Regions from separate parts of the Homo sapiens genome. Here region 2 is linked to region 1. Evidence: chromatin contacts called from ENCODE Hi-C data. All regions are on one chromosome and are shown on one strand. The core of a region is the stretch at or near the end of the contact, and the rest is flanking DNA. Distances in the headings are between cores, read along the strand shown. Region 1 holds the start of ASB2 (ankyrin repeat and SOCS box containing 2). Region 2 overlaps CCDC88C (coiled-coil domain containing 88C).

Region 1 (3,221 bases), core at 186-2,685:
GGGCAGGTGGTGGGCAGGAAGTAGAGGAACCTGTGTTTTGCCTCCAGCAAGGAGCCCAGGAAAGCAGCCCGGCCTCGGGGAGCCGTCCCACAGAGACGTCTCTCGGGGAACATCCTACTGGGTAGCAGAGTCTCCAAAAAGTAAAAAGAATCTGACAGCCCCTTCTCTGCCCTTCTCCTACACTCCCTCCATAGCACATGGGTCTGGAAGGGGCTGAACTTGAGCTAACTTTGAGGGCCACCCAGCCACAGTGGCCTGGGAAGACTGACCCAGCTGGGGTGATGAGCAATTTGGCAGGTACCAGGGAAGCTGGGGGACTGCCTGGGGACCACTGGTGTCCTTCCCATCTTTAGCACCAGTCAGACCTCCAGAACCTTGACTCAACCCCGTGGCACCTTGTATACTGAGATGTATTTCCTTGTGGAATATTCGAAGTGCGTGTAAAGGCATCCTGAGGTTTCCTGAGTTTGAATCAGTGAGAAATCATGCTGTGGCCATCATAAATCCACATCCTCCAAGGGGAATGGGCCACTGAAACAAAAATGATTCTCCCCTTAGAGGAACAGACCAAGTCATGTTTCTGGACCCCTAACTCTGAGGCATGAGATGTGAACACACGGGTGGGAGAGTAGGTGCCTGGCCATGTCCTGTCACATCCCGGATGCTCAGTGCATGTGGCTGTGTATGTGTTGTCTTTGACATTTGACCTATTCCAGAAATGGGACGTTCTTCCCTAGACCAGGAGGAAGGGCTCTCTTCTGTTGTATATCTCTGCCCAGGGCTTGCCCGCATGCCTCTGTGTTTGTTTGTTGGCTCATTTGTACCCTGGCCCTTTGTATCCCCAGCCCCACCCCACAGTATCCAGCAGCCAGACACCTGCTATCCCCAAATGCTGCCACAAGCTCAGCACCAAACCTTGATTTCTCCAAAGCCCTTTTACGTCAACTCCTTCATCTCCTCTCTCCCCTTCTTCCCTTCTCTTTCACTCCATCCTCTTCCTTCCTGCTGTCTTGCCTTCCCTCCTTTGTTGCCTTTACTTCTCCTCTTCCCCTTTCTTCCTCCTCCCTTGCTCCTCACTCTTTGTCTCCCAACTATGCGTCTCCTCGTCCTCGTTCCCTGCCTCTGTCTCTGACCCACTGCATCTCTCTCCTGTCTGGCTCTCCCCTGGGTAGTTCCAGAAACATACCCATATATGGCCTCCATGTCAAGGATCACAAATGATGACATCACGTGAGGGCCAAAGCTCCGGGATCCTCTCTGAAGTGAGAGTCTGTATTCGATGCACCCGGAGGAACGGAAGGCAGGATTGCAGCTTCCTCAGTGCAACCTCCAAACAGGAAATCTGAGATGTATAACATCTTATAGTTTGGCTTGTCAACGTTGGTCATGCGGTGGCCCCAAAATAAACTCCCTGCTTCAAAGGACAGCGTTTCAGAACTGCCTGGCAGAGCAGCCAGAAGCTTGGGGCCAGGGCAGAAGGAAAACTCGGGGAGCATGTTCTGAATTAAGACACTTTCAAGAAAATCCTTTGTATTACCCCTGAATTGTACCCTTGTTTCAGAGCCTAACAGGTAATGCATGCTTTCAACTTTCTTATACAGATCTTGCAAAAGATTCTTTGGCTGGTGGGGATTTTCGGCTGCAGTACTTACTGGAAACCGCTTGTAGTCAAACTGTGATGTTGCTTTTCCCTCTCTCTCGTATTTTCTTGAGTTATACAGCACGCTGGTGACTTTCGTTTTGGATGCAATGAACAGAGACTCAGCAATTTGCATGTACTTACCCATTCTTCTGGAGGACTCTGGCTCAGAATATCACTCTGCTGTGCACTTCTAAAAATGGAAATGCAAAAGGACTTATCAATGATGCTATTGTTGGGTCTGTAGGTCTTGGGCGGTATCTGTGTCAGACAAGTGACTTTCAGAAATGCTTTCAGGCCAGGCGCACAGATAGAGGTTTTCATGAGTGGGAGTTAATTTAATGTAGCTGTTGCAGAGTGCCTAGGCATGCACGGTATTGTGGGAGACCATAGCAGCCAAGGTGCCATGTGCTCTGCTTTCAACTGTTTGGGGATTAGGAGAGGAAATGGAGGAATGTTATTTATGTGAGATCCAACAAAGCTGTGGAATGCAGGGATGCAAGAATACCATGCATGTGTGTGCACACGCATATGCATGACACATTTAAGGAGGCCATGGCCTTTGAAAGGATGGGTGGGATGCCTCAGGGTGGAAACAGAGACCTCCAGGTGGAGGAGCAGCTTGGGCAAAGGCAGGGAAGTCAAGGGACCTGGGGTGATGATGGAAAGTGAAATGTGGCTCTGGCAAAGGGTTCTGCATGTGAAAAATGGGGGTGAGGCTAGAAGGGGAGGCCAGAGGGAGAGGCACATCCTTCCAGGCCAAGCAAGAAGTTGGAACACTTTCTGAGAGTTTTTGAGCAGAGGACGGCATGCACATAGCCACATGCATTGAGCATCTGGGATATGAAGGGACACAGCCAGGCACCTACACTCCCACCCGTGTGTTCACATCTCAGGCCCCAGAGGTGGAGGCCCAGAAACATGACTTGGTTTCTGGTGCCTCTAGGTGGAGAATCATTTTCATTTCAGTGGCCCATTCCCCTTGGAGGATGTGAGATTTGGCTTCGGTGGCTCTTCGGGAAGCCAGGGGTATGCACTGGAATGAGGAGGCAAGGAGGCTGGTGACTCCTAGGGAGGGCAGGTAAATGAGGAAGGCCTGAAGCAGGGCAGAAGCTGAGCCCCTGCACAGGACAGGAATGCTCTTCTGAAGATAAGCTTGTTTCGTGAGGCGAGGGCTTGAGGGGGCTCAGAGGGACGCAGGCAGAGCCAGCTGGGGCCAGCACCCCCGCCACAGCCCTGACCTCTGCCTGGGCAGAAGCACCATGAGGCAGACAGTGGCAGATGCTCGAGGCACTTCCAAAACAGTTGGACGGGTCCTGACAGCTGGTGGCAGGCCCATGTGCTGCACAGCGTCCCCAAGAAGCTGGCAGCAGCTCCGCTGGGTGCCATGCTGGTTTGCATCATCTGTTCTTGCACAAACAGGCCGGGTCATGAGTGCCTTGTGGTGGCGGGGGTGGGGGACACTGTCTAACCCACGCACGGTGACCTCACAGTGAACAACAACACAGGCCATACCAGCAAGCCTTTGTTGAGCACTGGCCCAAGCTTGTGTGCAGATTTCTCTCACTGACTTCGGTCAAGG
Region 2 (3,221 bases), core at 286-2,785, 2.6 Mb after region 1:
TTGGCAAATGATGGCTGAGCCCTGCTGTGTGCCAGGCCCTGGGAGAGCCCTGGGGAGCGAGACCGCCCAGATCACCACCCTCAGGAGCCCACAGCCCAAGAAGGAGACTCGAAGAGTAAGGCTGGTTTAGCAGAGGAAACTCAGTCTGTAGCTTCGTAACTAGTGAAGAGAGTTCCTGGTGTTTTGCCCACATCCCCTCGGCATGTTGTATACCACATACGTGTTACAGTGCCTGTCCCATTGGGCTCCGTAAGGGAGTGTCACCACATCTTCATTCCTGGCTCTGACAGGCACCATTGACCGATCTTGGCCCTCTTTGTCTCTGAGCCCAGATCTGGCCTCAGAATCCTTCTCAACACAGAACTCTAGGTAACCACTACCAGTCATCTGTGCCTGGAACCCAAGCTTAAACTACCCCTGGGATCACAGTGAGTTACTTGTGTGAGACTTCCTTGTGCCTCCTGAGGCTTCGGAATGAGCCTGACTGCAGAGACCACTGCAGATGCTGCCAGACTGTTGGAATGGCCTCAAAGGTCGGTTGGGCCACCCCAGGCTCTGTGCTCAGCAGGACTGCACGGCCTGTTCTGGCTGTAACCCCTTGCCCCTGGCTGTTCCCTCTGCCTGGGATTCTCCAGTTCCACCCGTCCACCTGGCTCACACCCTCCCTACACTCGCATTTTGTTCAGCTGACGATTCATCGAGGGCCCTCTTTGACCACCTGTCTGTAAGAGCTATGTTTTCTGTCACTTCCTCCTATGTTCCTTTATTTTGCTTCTTAACACACACATGTGACATATATTTACCTCTTTAGCCCTCTCATTTACTCCAATATTCCAAGCAATGAAAAATACCTATTGATCAAATGGACCTTGCATTAGCAGATACCTGGTGGACTTAACCCTGCTACTGCCTGCAAGAGTTAGGATGAGAGGTAATAGACACAGTGTGTCTAGCCAAGCTCCTGGTTTATGCAGCATGCTGATTTATTGCTGTTCGAAATAAAGTGTTCTTTACACTGTAGATGGGGGAGGGTGCGTTTAGTTGGAGGTCCCAAAAAGCCTCTGTTCTCACCAGAGCCTTCCTCCCCGCAGCCAGTTCCATTTAGCCAGCAGCTGGCAGGCATCTGCTGTGGGCCACACTGTGCAGAGCCCTGGGGGGATTCAGAGGTGAGCATGTTCCAGCATCTGCCCTGGGGACCCTGAGGATCTCAGTTCCCTGTGTGGGACTCAGGCAGGGACACGAGAGAGGGGCCTGGGGGCACTGATTGCTGAGGAAGTGATCATTGCCGGCGGAGGGGTTTGAGGAAGGCATTGGAGGCAAGTGTGGCTGGACAGAGAGGATTTTGTCAGGTGCGGGTGGGCAGGGGACCGGCTGGGCTGCCAGGTCACCTCCAACCCCTGCCCACCCCCCAACTTGGACAGCTGCTGCAAAGTTGATAACATCTTTTGAGATTTTCACTTCCTGCCGAGATATTAGTCATTAGAAACTTGTCACTTCTGAACCTTCCTCCTCCCCGGCTTTTCAACTGTGTCCCGATATGCCCTCCCCCAGTTTCCTGCTATAGAATACATTCTTGGTGATAGAATAGAGAGTTTCTTGCTCTCTAGATGAAGTCTGATCTTTTGCTGCAAACTCCTGTAATGAAAAGAGACCAGTTTGCATGAAATGTCTGCTCTGCTGTCTGTTTCCTCCAGAAAGCTTTTTTGGAGGAGCGAGTGGGGGCTAAGGAGGGGTAATTACAGTCTTATTTATCCATGCTGGAGACTCATGGTTCCCATGTGTGTAGAATTTTTCCTTCTCTTCATCCTTTGCTATTTGACCAGCACAAGTTCTGCTTGGCCCCAGGCAGATGTCACTGATGAACCGTGGCACACTTGCTCCCAGGGCCAGACCTGCCCCTAGTGTTCTCAGCATAGCGTCCAAGCCAGCTCTCTTGAGTCCAGACCACCATAGGGCACTGGTATCGTGTGTGTTTTTCTTGGCCCTCCTGAGGCCAGAGGGAGAAGAGAGAAGGTGGCCCCAGCAGATGTCCCAGCTCAGTTCTTCCTCCTTGGTCCTGAGCCCAGGGGCTGGGGACGGTTTGTGCATTCCTGGGGATCTCTAGAATGGACCCCACTCCTCGCACACACAGGTAGCTGGGACTGTCTTCCTTTATGGGCTCACTGTGGTGACTGTGGCTTCCTGTGTTTGCCCCCTGCAGAGCTGCCCTGTGTTGAAGCAGGAGGGAGGATGGTGTGTCGCCCCGGAGCATGTTGAGAGCACAGTGCCCAGCAAAACCTGACGGCTAGGAAAGGCCTCAGGTTCAGCCAGCACCTCCGGGGGCCTGACTTCATGCCAGGCACAGGCTTGATTGTCGCTAGGTTAAGTGATGCCTGCCTGCCCGGCCACCTGCCTTTCTGGCCACCTGGCAGGGCTTGATGCCGAGGCCCAGCAGCAACGTGGTGGTGGAGCCGGCAGAGGGGACTCCAAAGCTGCTGCTGTCACCGTTTAGATAACGTGCAGACAGGGCTGGGTCCAGACTCCCTGAACGGTGGTTCTGTGCACATCTGGTTCTCAGTTGTCCTTCATCGTGGGACTGTAGCCAGAGACACAAGATGGGGGCACCTTCTGTGTCTTCCTTTTCCTTTATTCCTAGCCCTCCCTGCACTAACACACGCCTCCCCCCCCCGCCCGCCCCCCCCCGCACCACTGCCATCTACCTGGATGTCACCTGCTCCTTGTTCTTTCCCATTTCAGCTTCCGGCCACCTCCTTCTTGGAGCTTTTCTGGATTCCCCGCTCTCCTCTGCTCCCAGTGCCCCCAGCTCAGGTGCCTGCCATCCCTCTGTTAGGGTGCCAGACTTGCTGGTGGGATTTGCTGGTGGGATCAGGCTGTGAGCTCCCCAGGACAGGGCCTGGCCCTATAGCAAACACCCTGGGCCCCTCACTGTCCCCCATCCCACAGGCTTTGTCCTCCTTGTCTTTGTTTCCTGGCTTTGAGGGTAGCAGTCTTGGCTTCATACCCTCCACCTCCCAACTGGCATGCCATCAGACACCCAGCAGGTGCCCGGGAAGTGTGGCATAAATGAGAGAGGGAATGGCTGCCCTTCCTCAAGGAGCTCTCCCTGCCCTCCAGATGCCTGCCCTGGGACACTGGACAAGGAGGCCTGGTCACTCGGGAGTGCTGGTACCCCTTGTGCTGTGGTGCTCGTACCCTGAGGCCTGGGCTCAGGTTGGGGCGTG

What was found. A loop is a pair of places that touch in the nucleus more often than their neighbours do. Pooled maps may share reads with other maps.
Region 2: a loop to region 1 is called in a map with no recorded cell type, with 10 times the contacts of the local background. The contact joins the enhancer-like site here to the promoter of ASB2 in region 1. A Hi-C loop is called at or near these places in 13 of 37 single-sample maps with no recorded cell type and 4 of 50 pooled maps.

Annotation. Positions count from the first base shown.
Region 1 is chr14:93,974,784-93,978,004 of GRCh38, reverse strand. ASB2 (ankyrin repeat and SOCS box containing 2) reads left to right here and starts at 1,435. Exons shown (of 10, transcript NM_001202429.2): 1 at 1,435-1,571. LOC107984663 (a long non-coding RNA gene) reads left to right here. Exons shown (of 4, transcript XR_001750861.2): 4 at 1-580. RefSeq lists an enhancer at 2,383-2,954.
Region 2 is chr14:91,371,990-91,375,210 of GRCh38, reverse strand. All of the region lies in intron 3 of CCDC88C (coiled-coil domain containing 88C), which reads left to right. It overlaps LOC107984673 (a long non-coding RNA gene), which reads right to left. Exons shown (of 2, transcript XR_001750858.2): 2 at 960-2,575. Among named protein-coding and RNA genes, the nearest start is that of CCDC88C, 44 kb to the left of the region's middle. RefSeq lists enhancers at 1,173-1,242, 2,846-3,221. Within about 2 kb of position 1,535, at least 12 of the 41 ENCODE cell types and tissues checked have a DNase peak (open chromatin) inside an H3K27ac peak, as active enhancers do.